Linked DNA regions of Mus musculus: regions 1 and 3 are each linked to region 2. The links are chromatin loops, found by intact Hi-C in ENCODE. Cell type or tissue: gastrocnemius. All regions are shown on one strand.

The links. Peaks named below come from ENCODE experiments on the same cell type or tissue, not always from the same donor. Only the 100,000 strongest peaks of a DNase experiment are listed, where the experiment ranks them.
Region 1: a loop joins it to region 2, with 6 times the contacts of the local background. A loop is called at or near these places in 35 of 42 quality-filtered maps.
Region 3: a loop joins it to region 2, with 3 times the contacts of the local background. A loop is called at or near these places in 5 of 42 quality-filtered maps.

Annotation. Positions count from the first base shown.
Region 1 is chr15:58,470,005-58,475,004 of GRCm38, forward strand. No RefSeq gene overlaps it. Among named protein-coding and RNA genes, the nearest start is that of Fer1l6, 38 kb to the right of the region's middle. In gastrocnemius, a CTCF peak has its summit at 2,524; a DNase peak (open chromatin) is centred at 2,539; H3K4me3 peaks cover 281 bases.
Region 2 is chr15:58,867,500-58,872,499 of GRCm38, forward strand. No RefSeq gene overlaps it. Among named protein-coding and RNA genes, the nearest start is that of Trmt12, 2.6 kb to the right of the region's middle. In gastrocnemius, CTCF peaks have their summits at 1,099, 2,512 and 2,723 (motif pointing left); a DNase peak (open chromatin) is centred at 2,478; H3K4me3 peaks cover 1,037 bases; H3K27ac peaks cover 1,177 bases.
Region 3 is chr15:58,782,920-58,787,919 of GRCm38, forward strand. It overlaps Tmem65 (transmembrane protein 65), which reads right to left. Exons shown (of 7, transcript NM_175212.4): 6 at 4,191-4,296; 7 at 1-2,091. The coding sequence ends at 1,990. Among named protein-coding and RNA genes, the nearest start is that of Gm41329, 25 kb to the left of the region's middle. In gastrocnemius, a CTCF peak has its summit at 3,049 (motif pointing right); no DNase peak of the experiment used is centred here.

The DNA of each region.
Region 1 (5,000 bases), 400 kb before region 2:
CTACAAAGAGTAGAGGCAAACCTAGCTAACCCAAGTAGCAAAAACGGAGGACAGCATAGTCTCCAAAGCATTGCAAAGATCACTGAGACCACAGGAAGGGAGAGCCGAACTTGGAGGCCACATGGTCAAGGGCTCATTCTTAATTATGCTACAGTTCTTCCACACTTCAAACTGGCTCTGTCGGTGTCACTGCTTGGGTTCATCACTATTTGTACTTTTATCACCACCCTTGGATCATGTGGTCCCCGCTTCTCCTGTCCAAGCAACAAGCCAGCCCAAGCAATATCATTCTTTGAAGAGCTTTCTTAAGAAAACAGAATTTAGACGGTGACTTGGGGCTTTGGGTGGCTAACAGAGAGTGTCTTTCAGTGTGAGCTATGATGTCCCCATACGGACGTGGACATACTGTCGAGGTTCGTGAAAAATGAGAAGCGACGCTGCTTTTGTTTTTGCTTTAGTGCCAATCTAAAAATTTATATCCAGCTGCCTTTGTTTTACAACCATCTCTAGGAACATAACTTCAGCGGTAAGCCTGCTGACATCAACTACGGCTCTTTTACTTTGAGAGTGCAATTGGGCTGGGGACAGAAGCCCAGCGAACTCAGGATGATGTCCTCGGGTGGCCGCAGGTCATCTGGGCTCCAGTCTCTGCAGGAAGCGTCTGTGGAATCTGCTCATGATAAATGGGGGGAAAGCGAACTGTATGCAAAACCGAACGACCTCCCGAATGGCGGGCAGGGCCCCCTCTGGAGCGAGCAGCAGTGCATTCCCTGCACAGCACCGTTGCCTGGCACAGGAAATAAATGCTGCGGAAGAGGATTTTATGGTTTTACAGAGCTGCTGGTATCCATTTAATATGTTGGTTGAAAAACTGTCGGAGGATTGTCGGCACGAGGATTCCATGTCCACGTGTTTCAGGAACATCATCGTAAGACAAACATTAAGTAAATCGCATAAGAGCAAAAATCCCATCTATATTAACATCAAGAATCTCAGCGTCTTCTCCATTGAGAAGGGATACGGACACAGCTTGAGTGTGCCAAGCTGTGAGCTCACGAAAGCTTGAGGTGGGAGTAGGAAGGACAGCTTAGAGAAGGGAAGAGCACACGGAAGACCTATGATGAGACAGCACTGTGAGGAAGTGGGTCACCACGGCAGGTGCAGCCTTGGCTTCAGTTCAATTGAACACCACACGTTCAATGAGACGTTATTATGGAATGTAAGCACAAATCCTGCCTGGCACATAGTAGATGTTTCACACTCACGGGTGAATGAATGGATGCCTACAGGAAGTTGGTGAGGAGTGCTATTGGAGGACCTGTTTGACTTCACAAAGCCACTGACCAGTGAGGACTTGGTGACATTGGAACAATTACTAAGGTGACAAAATGAGAGTAAATGATGATTTGGATACAAAAAATTCTAAGTAGCTGTGGGTGCTGGGGTGAAGGTAGTGGATACAGTATGTGTATTAGTCTGTTAGTGCTGTCATAACAAAAGAGCTCAGACTTCATAGCCTAAACAACATGGTGATGAGACTGGCTCTCTTCCTGGCTTATAGAGGGCTATGTTATTACTACATCTGCACAGGACTGTTGAGATAGACATAGAGATAGATAGATAGATAGATGATAGATAGATAGATAGAGATAGAGATAGATAGAGGATAGATAGTTAGATAGAGGATAGATAGATAGGCAATATAGGTAAATAGGTATATTAGATGATTGATAGATAAATGAAAGTTAGATAATAGATAAATGGGTGATAGATCAGTAGATAGATGTATTATAGATGGTAGATAAGTAATAGGTGGTAGAAAGATAGTAGATGACAGATAAAGATAAAAGATAGATAATGGATGGATGGTATCCAGACAGATAGACATGATAGATGATCTAGATAGATATATGATGGATATATAGATGATAGATAGATAATTGATGGGTAGATGATAGATAATCTGTCTATCTATAGATATATGGTACATATATGACAGATGAGAATCTGCTTCCTCCTCTGCTAAGGAGGGACATCACCCCGTCACTTTGGTCTAACTGTGATTATCTACCTCCTCAAAAGCTGTGTCTCCAATAGTCACTTTGAACATCAGGACTACGTTATGGGAGGTATTTCCCTTTACTGGGTGCTTTGCCACATTTCATTAGAAAACCAGATTCCTTTCTGTATTTCCCATTCCCAAATGCTAGGAGTAGTAGCTTTGGGTGCTTATGTGTCAACCTCTAGTCAGTACAAAGGGCAGCAGGTTTGGTTTTTGTTTGTTTGTTTGTTTTGTTTTGTTTTTAGAACCACATTATATCCTAGTAAATTGAGCAAAATGAGCAGAATTAACAAAAAAAAAACCCAAATATCTTTTAGGATTGTAAAAGTAATTGCAGATAACTCGAAAGACACAGAAGCATAAAGCTGCCAAGAGAAATCCCCCTTCAGTCCAGAACCCAGAGCCCATCCCTGTGTGTTGTGTGTTAATGGAGTCGTGTGTCTGTTGTCTGCAGCAGCCTCTAGGGGGCCTCTGAGCCCTATCCTAGTTCCGGTCTCTAGCCCTGGACAGCAATCTTGCAAAGCTTGCAGTTTCCCCACTTCAACAAAGGCTTTGCAGAAACCATTAATCAGCTGGGTGTGCAGAACTTTTCCGAAGGAAGAGAGGAGTAACATGAAAGCCGGGTGCTTTGAGGTTGCAGCCAAAGGAGGCTTAACCTTTGGTACCATTGAAAAATGTCTCCATCTTTAGTTCTCGCAGTGACAGAATGCATGAAATCACCTTGGACACTGTCCCGTTCAATGTCTTGCAGGCTTTTTGCAGTAAACAGTAGCCTGTCTGCTTGACAATGTAACACCCATCAGCTGCTTCCTTATATAAACGAAGCTTAAAAATGAAAACAAGAAAGAGATTTCTTTTTTAGCTATGTAAATCAGAATGTTCCCAAACCTAAAATTACAGCCATTTTCTAGCTAGAATTAACAACACCAGGCACCAACTCACCAGTCAATCATGGTGCCAATCAGTCTTGAGTAGAAGACATTGCTTTTGAAGTGGGGAGGGCTAGCAATGGCAGGAAAGGGACAATTAACCTTCCAGTGTGTGGCAGCCTCTGTGCATTCATTTGGTCCCAAACCCCCATCATCAGCCGGAGGCTCAGAAAACCTGGCAGAGCTTGCCAAACATTCACTATCTCAGGTCCAACTGAGCAGCCATCCTCCGTTCCACATTTATGCAGCGCCTTTGTGGAAACACATTCAACACAACTGGCCGTTTAGGAAGCACAAATGAAACCCATTAGGAAAGGGCACTACACACTTTTTAGAACGCTCACAAACAAAATTAGAGACAACGCTAAATGCTGGAAAGGACGAAAAACAACCATTCCAATGTTACTGGTAGAAATTTAGGACAGCCACTTTGGAAAGGTGAGTTTGCCAAAACTAAAGACACGGTTAACCTGTGACCCAGCACTGGCAGCCCTGGGCGTTTATTCTGGGGAAATGAAAGGTTACGCTCACACAAAACCTTCACACAATTATCTACTGCAGCTGCGATGGCTAGTTTTAATTGTAAATTGGGCACAACATAGGGTCACTTTGAAAGAGAGCCCTAGTGAAGAACTGTCCACATCATATTGTGTCTGTGGATGTCACAGTTAGATTCTGTTGACACACCTGGGTGTAGGGGACTTCACTTGCAGAATTGCTTCCATTGGCTTGACCGGTAGCCATGGATATGTAGCTTTTTTTTTTTTTTTTTTGACTTTAGATTGATGGGCAAAGATCCAGACCACTGTAGGCAGTACAATCCTTAGACGGGGGGCCTAAACCGTATAAGAGCATATATGATTTTGGATGTATAAAATGAGGGAACTAGAATGAGAGGATCAAATCAGGAGTGGGAGAGAATTGGGGGGGTGGGTGGCTAGGGAAGGAATATGAGGGAGGATCAGTTACAACCAAGGGCCATCTGAGGAGTGATATGGAAACCTAATACAGTACAAGTGTCCTCTAATGTACATATATGAAGATGATTTAAATGAAATCAACAATTAACAGGAAAAACAGAGCCCTAACTGGACATCTCTCGTTGCTAAATGAAGCTCACACTACCAGGAGTGGGTTACATGTAAATGGACCTATTGGCCAAGGAGTCCCATGGGAACCCCCAAAGGACCCAGGCTATTGTCAAGACTATTGGAAGCTCTTCATATATATGCAGTAGGGCTCTGTTGCTGAAGACAACACCTACACAGCCTGTCAGTCATGGGGATGTTGAAGTGGTGCCTACCTAGAGCTTCCAGCCCTATAGACTGGTGTTCATGGTACTGGAAGGCACTGTGCCTGCCCCTAAAGGAGAAGCATAAACCCTAAGCCAGCTACAAATTGTTTAATCTACAAGAATGACCTGCCCGCAAGACACACTAATGCAACAGTGGCACAAAGCTTATGGGAGTAACCAACCAATGGCCCACTCCATGAGATTGGAACCCATCTGCTCGAGTAGCCAAGAACCTGAGGCTAGATATCCCAAGGACCTAGGGGGCAACCAAATACTACTGCTCTGCTAAAGGAATGTAGCGATAAAATGATTCCCTAGAACACTCTGCTATACTAGATCCGTGCCTCGCTCAGCCATCATCAGAGAAGATTCCTCTTGTTACATAGAGATGGGAACAAACGCAGAGACCCACAGCCAGACAATATGCAGAGGGTGAGAGACCTTGGGACACTCAGCTCTAATCTCTCCCTCAGGGCTTAGGGAACTCTTCAGGAAAAGGAGGCAGATGAATTCAAGAACTAGAAAGCATGGGAGATACCAAGGAATCAAGGCCTTCTAGACTCAACAGGGCTGGCACACATGAACTTGCAGAGACTGAGGCAGCATGCACAGGGCCTGCAGGGGTCTGACCATGGGGTTCTAGAGCTGAAAGGAGAAATGAATACAACCCATCCCTAACCCAGAAGCGAGTTCCAGGACAACCAAAGCTACACAA
Region 2 (5,000 bases):
CCATAGGCAACAGAGGAAAGACTGAATTTCACACTGGGTGGAGCTTGAGCATAGGAGACCTCAAAGCCTCCCCCTACAGTGACCCACTTCTTCCAACAAGGCCACACCCACTCCAAAGGGGCCACACCTCCTAATAGTGCTATCCGCTGTGGGTCAAGCATTCAAACACATGAATCTATGGGGGAGGTAAGGGGGATAAGGGTACATACCTATTCAAACCACCAGACCAAGTAACATCGTACACAACATTTTCACAAGACCAAACTTGATACAATACTCAAAATAAACATATACTTCTGGCTATATTTTGAAGTATTAATTTATGTCTCTCCCATTTCCTCCTTTGTATCATTCATAATCAGTCTGCTCACTCTCCATCACCCTAGTCGGGATGGAGCGAAAAACAGCAGTAGTTCCCTGCCTGATTCCCTGGATGCCTTCCTAAACCTTGGAATCACGGAAGAATTCAAGACTAAATGAAAAGCCACAACGAGAAGGAAAGCTGGCATTGGGGACTCGGGATTTTGGAGAGAAGAAACAGACAGAGGGGGAAACGTGGGTCCTGAGTGAAAGGGAAACAGAGCCACACCTCCTAGTCCTCGGGTGTGCCTGGAAAGACTGCAACGCTGGGAACCCGCAATGGCGAACCAGAGGCAGACAGTAGTGACCACAGTTTACCAGGGCCACCTCCCTATACCTTAGTGTCATGATACTCCTAAAATCAGTACAGGATGAGAGCGTGCAAATCCGTGGCTCAAGCGTGAGCAGAGAGGACCCCAGGAAGGAAGCTAATTTTCCATCGGCTGAGAGAAGTAGAGCCACGAGACCAGGGTTCACACTGATGGAAGTAAAGAAGCCAGTGCTCATTGCACAGACTGTGGCTGAGTGTCCAAAACCACGTACAGCCAAAAGAAAGGAACCCACCAGCACAGGAGAATACGCTACCAATGAGAACCCTTGAGCTAGCAGAAAAGAGGGTAGTGTACTCTCAGATCGTCTCCCAGCATCCTCAGGGCACACATGCTTAGAACAGCTGGCAGCACATTCAGATTCTGTTTCAGAATCCATTTGTTGGGAAGTGATGTCTCTGTGGTTACAAGTGCGCCCTCCTCTTGCAGAGGATCGCAATTCACTTCCTAACACCATATCAAGTAACTCTAGCCTGTAATTCTAGCTACAAAAGGCCTAACACCTTCTTTTGGCCTTTCTGCCTCCCCCAGCCTCCCCCCACACATGAAAATAAATATTTTTCCAAAAAAAAATCTAATTAGAGTGTGAAGACCCAAAGAATCTTTCACACTCTAATTAGTGATCCTTGCACAATCTTTGCCCTTCTGGTGCTCAGCACCGCACAACACATTTATAGAATCAGAAGACATTTGGCCTTGCATCTTCCAGCTAAGATGTCAAGTGAGTTTTTGGCTAACTTTGGAATGTTACTGAAAGGTAGTCCTAAAGTGGAATAGCTACCAATACCCTTATACATGTGGGGATGATTGCAATCTCTTGCATGTACCCCACTAAGTCAAAACTCAATGCACTCTTATTTTGACTTCACCTACCAGGTTTCCAAAATGCCAGCAGCCTCTCCAGGGCTACATTACATAGATGGGAGTGGGCCAGAGGGGAGAATGAACAGCACGGCACGGTGATCCTTACGGCTTTTGATTAAAACATTGCAAACTTTACAAAGACATATGACCCACATGTAAGGAGATTGCTCAGCACACACTCCGTCACACACACACAATTGGAAGGGGCCCATGCAGGTGAACATTTCTGAAACTTAATCTTTAAGAACAAGTGTGAGACTGTGGTGGTGCACGCCTTTAGTTCCAGCACTTGGGAGGCAGAGGCAGGTGGATCTCTGTGAGTTCAAGGATAACCAGATCCTGAAAGCAAAATAGCCCACTCTGAGATGTCACTGACTCACTACTGCATGCACCCTCTCATTCAGGCACTGTGCAAAGCTTCAAGGGAGGGAGAAGTGAGGGCCCTTGTTACAGAAGAAGCCACTGTTTGACAAGGATATCTGACCTGCGCCACCTGTGAGACATGAACAGAAAACTTGTAGCATGTTAAGGAAGAGCTATAACTTTCTATAGATTTAATGGTAGAAGGGGGTGGGGAGAGGCAGAGAAAAGTGACTGGGAAACATAGGGGCTATTCCTTAGGTAAGTTCAAAGATGAGGGGAGGTTCCGTGCAAGTAAGAGATGGGTGTGCCTTCTCTTCAGCCTTCTCCGAGGATATGATAGGTCATCGTCTTCAGTGATTCCCGAAAGTTGTCATATGAGGATTGGCCAGGTGTGTAAAAAGCATCTAGTGAGCCAAAGGAAGGTGGAGAGAACGCCCACACAGCTCTGAGCCAGAGGTGAAGATTTTTTTTTTTTTTTTTTTTTTTTTTTTTTGCATTTCTTTTTGGGAATGTCACCAGCTAAGTGGCCCATGCATGCCCCCAGTGGAATCATGCGGTACTACAACTATATATGGGTTCGGTGCACCACTCTAAAAACCAATGTTTATCACACAGTGAAACCTATGTACTATTAATGCGTTCCTGGAAAGAGCTACGTTTGCTTACCTGGGTAGTCCGTGACAGTAAAGGGCATCTAAGGGTGTCGAGTAAGGCCTGTGGAAAAGGTGCGATCCTTGAAGAGCTTTAGACTTGCAAACCCTCCAGGACTTTTGTCAGTTTTGACTGCTCTGTGCTGGCTATTGCTGCCCTCTAGCGACAATATTTTGAAACAAAAACACTCAAACTACGAAGTAATTTTCCTTCAGGTATTTCTTCAGCCTTTCATTTAACAGTTCACTTACACGTTCTTTATGTAAATACATTATGTCCAACTCTGTGTGGCAGTACTCATGAAAATAATAATGAAATACAGTAAGGGAGAAAGTCCAGCTCCATCCCCTAGCTCTTGGAAACAAACCAACTCCCTCTGGGGAAAGATAGCCAGCATGAGATGAAAAGATTTCGACTGTAAAATTCTGCATGGTGATATGGAATCAGGCTTGTCTTACTGAAGAAGGACAGGATGGGACAAAGAAGTCCTGTGAAGGCACTTGTTGTCTCAGGTCTGACAAGTATGGTGGAATAACAGGGCAGAAGTACAGTTTTCTGGGCACAGAAGAGGGGTAGAAGTGTGTGTGTGTGTGTGTGTGTGTGTGAGAGAGAGAGAGAGAGAGAGAGAGAGAGAGAGAGAGAGAGAGAGAGAGAGAGAAGATCTTATCTAATGCTTAGATCTGTATGAGGTACCTAAGCAGCTCTGGAGAGAGACTGTGTGGTCTCAGTAAGAAAGACTATAGACAATTGTGTTTGGAGGTTTATAGGAATATGTATGACCAGGGATTGACCCCAGACTCTGGAGCATACTAGACAAGCACTCTACCACCCCAGAATTGTTTTACTTGCATGAGCTGAAAAGATGCCTGCTACCAGACAGAACATTCCACACGTCAAGAGCAGAGTGGACACTCCTGTCAAATGCACATAGAACGTTCCCCAGAACAGACCATATTCTAAACTATGAGAAAGGCTCCAGTAAGTCTACAGGAGCCCAAGTCATACAAAATATGTTCTCTGACAATGGTAGAGTACATTTTTTAAATAAACTGAAATAAATAAAAACAATAATTTGGAAAACTTTTTTGAGTATATGGAAATAAAGCAATGCAGCCTTAAATAACCAGTGAGCCACGGAAGAAAAAGGTATAGATAACCCGAGTCCTCAAGCCTGGTGGGAAAAGGATGCTCTCAATGGGAAAGTGCTAGAAATAAGTCCCAGGTTGAAAAGGAAGAGACTACTATTCCAACCTAATTGTCTGGGCAAGGCAAACTTCACCTCTTGATCAAGAGGGTGTGCTTAGAAGAGAGAACACACAAACACAGGAAGTGCATTTGGCTTGTATTCTAACTCAGGTGGTAACTGGGTCTGTTCCCCAGTCTGGAGTCCAGCCTCACAGCCTTAATTAAGGGAACTGGCACACAGGAAATATTGAAAGCTGAAAGGGGTCAGGGTTAGAAGAAGAAAGAAGTCACTGCTACAGGATATCAAATTCCTGGAATACAGCAATGGACCTTTGTGTAAACAAAGGGATTACTGGGTAGGTGGAAAATTAAAACATTTGCATAAAAGTCTGACAATTGGGGAGAGATAAAAAAGATTTCAACTTCTGTCCTAAACAGAAGTTTTCCAGCATTTGATAGAAAAGTCTCACATTTGATTTTTCTTATAGGGCCCACGTAAATGTACTACGGCTATAGCTCATGAATATTCATTTCACTGTTTACATTTACAGACCTATAAGTCAATACGCTAAAGGATGAGAATGGCCTGGCAAGACGGCTGCACAAGTAAAGGAGCTTGCAACCAAGTCAGACAACCTGAGTTTCGTTTCTTCCTCAGAGCTCACATGGTGGAAAAAGAGGAGAGACACTGCAAGTTGTCTTCTGACCTTGACACCTGCACTATGGCGTGAGTACGCTGCCCCCTAAAAGATAAATGTGTTTTACAAAAGACAAGAGATTCAGCAATTATGAGATTTTGATGATTTTGCAAAAGACCTGGGTTTCGTTCTCTCTTTCTACCATGTGGGGTCTGGGAATCCTGGTTGTCAGGCTTGGTGGCAAATAACTCCCTTACCCTCTGGGCCATCTCTCATTAGAATAGCAATTCTCTCAAGGTGGTTCGGGTAATCAACATTTTCTAGACAAAGATTCCCATTTTTGAGAGTTGACATGTTTCCCTCCTTGGATAACAAGGCAGCCGTGATGAAAATCTTTGCAAGAAAAGGGAATAAGGAAGCTTTATAACATTTCATTTCCAACAATAAGGTGGCTGGTGCTAATTTATAAGCAACACTAGAGTTTTGGAATCCTTTCTGTAAATTCAATCCACTGCAAATTCACTTTTTAAAAAAATTACGAGCATCGCTAAAGAGAGTGTATAACGTTTCCGGAGGATATCGACTCATTTCATGAGTTTTAGTTCATAGA
Region 3 (5,000 bases), 85 kb before region 2:
ACAGAAATTCTGGTAATAAGGACGAGGAGCTTTTTCAAGAGAAAGAAAAAAAAAATCAACAATCCAAAGTGCTTTCTAAACTCCAAGACAAGTTTCTGGAGATGGTATTTAATACAAAGAAGAGTTAAGCACCACAATACAGCACTGACAAACAAAGACAGGACATGCCACCGATACACAAGGGAAGGAAAGAGCACTCACATGTCTACACAGAAAGTAAAATGTGCATTCTAGCCTTTCACCTGGAACCTTGTGCTTGCTGTCGTGGGACATGTGAGCAAAGATGAATCTGTCTGCCACCTCAAGTCATGTGATGCTAGCCTGACCAAAGGAGAATATTACTTGTGTATATGAGAATTTGATGTTTTTTACTTTTATGCTATCTTTCCTTAAATTCTATGATAAATGGACAGGACAAAGTGCAAAGAAAACAATATATGACATGCTTTCTTATGGAAAAGAAATTTTCTTTAAAAGGAGCCCAAAGTAATTATGTGCAAACAAAACTCCAAAATAAGATTTAGAAAGCATAGTCACGTGAAGTTCATCTTTTCCATCTACTTAGGAAACATGAATAATTTTAATTCCCCAAGGATTAAATTCTAACTTCAGTTTCTCTCTTCCACATGTCCAATTATTCTGCTACATATAACTTTTTAACATGTAGAGCAAATGAGATAAAGGGGGGGGGCAGTTCAGCAATTAAAGCTCGGGATTCTCAGGACGGTGTTCAGGTCAGACACAGGACACAGCTGTCACACACACACACACACACACACACACACACACACAGCTTTCACCAACTGTGTGCATAACCACCACGAAAGAAGAAAACCATCCACCAAAGGGAGAAAGGACCTCTCCTTGTGTTACAGACTAGGTAGCAAACTAGAAAATACATGTTGTTTCTAAAATATTCATCCAGAAAAAAGTCACAAAGCAAGATCTAATGAGATTAGGATTAAGCATGGGATATTTTGGCTCCTTCCGTTCCATGAGACAATGACAACACATCAGGGGAAACTCTTTCCAAAGCCATAGAACTGATGCTTCCTGAACCTTCCCGGCAGCACTGGAACTTTATCATCCACCCCACACAACCTCCTTGAAAATTTCCATTTTCTATAAAAAAAAAATTATTTTAGCCTAATTTCCAAATGTCATTATAAATTTCTTAGTTTTCCCTACTCTCTTAATCCCTATTTTAAGAGACCGGACATATCCAAGCACTGCCTTTCTCTCACAAACCAGAATTCACTGTGTGATTGTTCAAAGTTGGGAAATTAAAGGTAAAGAGCCAATCAGAGATAAGTACACTTGTTAGCATGTATGGTTTGTGTAAAAGGGAGGCCAGAGAATTGTTCCATCCGATTAACCTCTGGCTCTTAACACAGCATGGCTCAAAATTAAAGTGAATCAGACATACTTAAAACACTGCTTCATTTTGGATAGATGTGAAAGGTTAAAAATTGAATGAATTTATATGATTGTAAATGTTCACTGTGAATTAACACAGAAGTAATACCACCAGACAGGGAGTTAAAATGTTAACTGATATTAAACATCTTAAATAATTTGGAGAAACCGCAGCATTGATATAACCATAGGAAAAATAAAAATAAAACCATAAATAGGTATTCCCGTGCATGTTATGTAACAAATATGCAAACCCAAGTCAGAACAGTACAGTACAGTACAGTATCAGTGACTGAAAGTTAAATAATATCTTGATACACAGAGAAGGAAAAGATGACATGTCGACTGCCATTGATGGAAAGCATCAACAATTTACATAAAATGATACTAAGTAAGTTTAAAAAGATGTCTTAAGAAGACCAAGCCACAATAAGTTAGTGTTTCCATAGTACATGCTGAGTTATTTGATCCCGTATCTATACACTGCTACTGTCTTCACTGCTAACTGTGGGGACAGTATAGTTAATGATGAGGTACATTAGTTTACATCTTCTTATAGGTGTTCTAAGGTGATTAATTTGTTGTTTCCAGTTTCTCATCCTCTTCACTTCCTCCAAAGAAAATCAACGGGAACATTCCTAGAATGCAGCCGATCGTCACCCCAACAGCCTTGCCCTACGGAAACAGAAGAGAGTACTTCTTAAAATTACATGTCCCGAAAAGAGGTATCCTTGCTTACAGACTGATGACAACAGCCCACTGCCATACACTATGTAATTCCCACTACAACTGTATTCCTATTGATTACAGAAACCTACGTATTAAAATAAGCTACCAAATGTTCAAGAACACGTCATTTTAAAATTTAAAGGAACAGAAGAAAAAAAACCCATTAACATGACATCAAAGAAATATTCAAGTACAAAATTGTTTAAATCTTATGTGTTTTTAATATCAGAAGACTGAAACACAGGAGGAGAATGTGCCAGCTAGTCTCAGTGCATCTGGACTCAATACCCTTGTATCCTGTCCTTCAGGACTTAATCCCATATATGCTAAGTTATATGTAGATACAACCAACCATTATAGAAACTGTTTCTCTCTGCTTCTCTGCCCTGTGTGCCATGTTTTCGAATACTTCTGTTTCCAAGGCGCTGCATGCACTCTATATAAAGACCTTCAAGTTCCACTGAATAGTGGATTCTTGACTCCTGAAAGCTTTCCTAAGCATAAGGAACCTCCCCTGACATTCCACTACTGAGATGACACTGAAGGGATCTACTACTGATGATTTAAAAATTCAATGTTAATATTTGTGCATCTTCATAGACTACGGTCATGAAGTCTTTCACACTTGACAAAACTACAAATGTGCAGTGCCAATTTTAATCATGTATGTATGTGTATATATCACACTAAGACTTTTGAAATCTACATTGTGAAAAGTTTTAAATTTTTACTTCTATAAATGATTCCAAATTTAACATTCCTGATGGCTATCAAATTTAAGCTTTTCAATTAGGTTTCCTTTCTTAAAAATACCTATTTTATTATTTTTAAACTATTTGTGTGCATGTATGTGTCTTTGTATGTGAATATGTGTGTATGAGTACAGATGCCCACAAAGACCAAAAGAGGGCACTGGACCCTGGAAGTGGACTTATGGGCAGTTGTGAGTGAGCCCTGAGTGCTGGAAACTGAACTTGGGTCCTCTATTAGGACAGTATACATTCCTAATGTATGAGCCATGTCTTCAGCCCCTCAGTTAACTTTTCTTCTTTCATACAAAAAGTTATTGAGGTTCTATTGTATACTAAACTCTGTGCCGGTTAAGCCCGAGACAAGGACTAATCACATAGAGTTGATCTTTCCTCCAGGAGCTTCTGGTTAAGAAAACAGACAATAAGTCCCATCCGACATTACAGAAGCTACGCTAGCTACATAATCTGCAACATGGAAGGAAATGTTTTCTCTTGGATAGCATCCAGTTAGCAATCTACCAGACTATCTGTAATAACTTTCAAAATAGACATCAACGTTTTGACAATACTGTATACGACACTTTTTCAGTCTGTTACTGCGGCATTCTGCTGTTTGCTGTGGGGGTAATGCCTGTGCTTTATATTAATAGTTAAATCTGCCAAGCTCACTATGTAACTATTTTTAAAGGGACTATAGTTTCAGAGATATAACAAGAAAACTTTGTTCTGTCCAGATACTAAGAGAGTTAATCTTAAATTCTTATTTTGATATAAATATTTTGTTCATTTATATTTCAACAGAGAGACCATTATATGGCTCCTGACTGCCCTAGGATATGACCATTTGCTAAGAGAACCCCAACCACCCACCTATTCTGTTAAAATGTCTTACACTATCACCCACAGTGACCAAGGGTCCCCTCTCGCCCCCCTTAGAAATGCTAGACCAGGGGTGATCCTTGCCACCACTGACATTTCAATCCGTTACTATTTGACCTTTCCTCCCCTAACAGTGTAGAGACATCCTCAGAAATGACCACCAGTGAACAACTTCAGTAGAAATGGGAATCACTTCCAGAATGAACAAAGGATTCCAACACCTTTGGGTGCTCCAGCCCTGCATATTAACCAAGCTGAACAATGTTTTACAAAAATCAATCATGCTTATACAAGGATAAAGGGATAGCGAATTATTTTTCTGAGAATGTCCAAGGCCTGGGTAAAACTCAAATCAACTAGTCTTGAAACTGCCATGCTGGACACTAGGTGCAGCTTATAAGACATACAACTTACCAAATGTGTGCTAACACGTGTTTGCCACATGTCAACTTGCTTTGGTGTAAGATCAGGAATTGAGAGGCCTAGCCTGGACGCCAAGGCCTCAACATAACCTGCAAGGCTTTAAGAGAACAAGAGAACGAGAGAGTTTAAGGAAGCATGCAAGTGTATGCACAGAGTAAAACCAATCACTACAAAGAGAAACCAGACTCTGTCCCTGTGCTTATCACTCTAGACAGCAAAAAAATCACAACTTGCATTTTATTATGTATATATAACTCTGGCTTAAAATACTTTCAAATTCACATTTAATACACAGTGACTAAGAACATTTAATCTTTATCATTATCTTTAAGAGAACAATCATGGTAATATATATATATACACACACACATACATACACATACATACACACATATAATTGTTGCACTCCAAACTCAAAGTGTTTGATCATATGATTTAATTTGATAACTATGATCAGAAAGTAACAGTTTTTTATCAGACTAATGTACTTAAGAATGACAGACCAGAACTTTTAGACTAACAGGAGATGTGATCAATTCTAAGTCAGCATTAATCTTGTTCTAAGTACTATCTGAAAGAAAAGAGCTTGCCAATTAGGCACACTGACAATAATAAGATACATTCTGGCTTCAGATGTCTTAAAAGTGTACATCTAGGAACACATATAAAGTGACATCTGTGAGAGAAAGGAAAACCTGAAGGAGAAACAGTTCTCAAACATAGAAGCTCTTCATAAAAGTCTTCAGACCTCAATCTAAAACTAAGTGGCTTTAAAATCTATCCGTTTATTCCATTAATGAA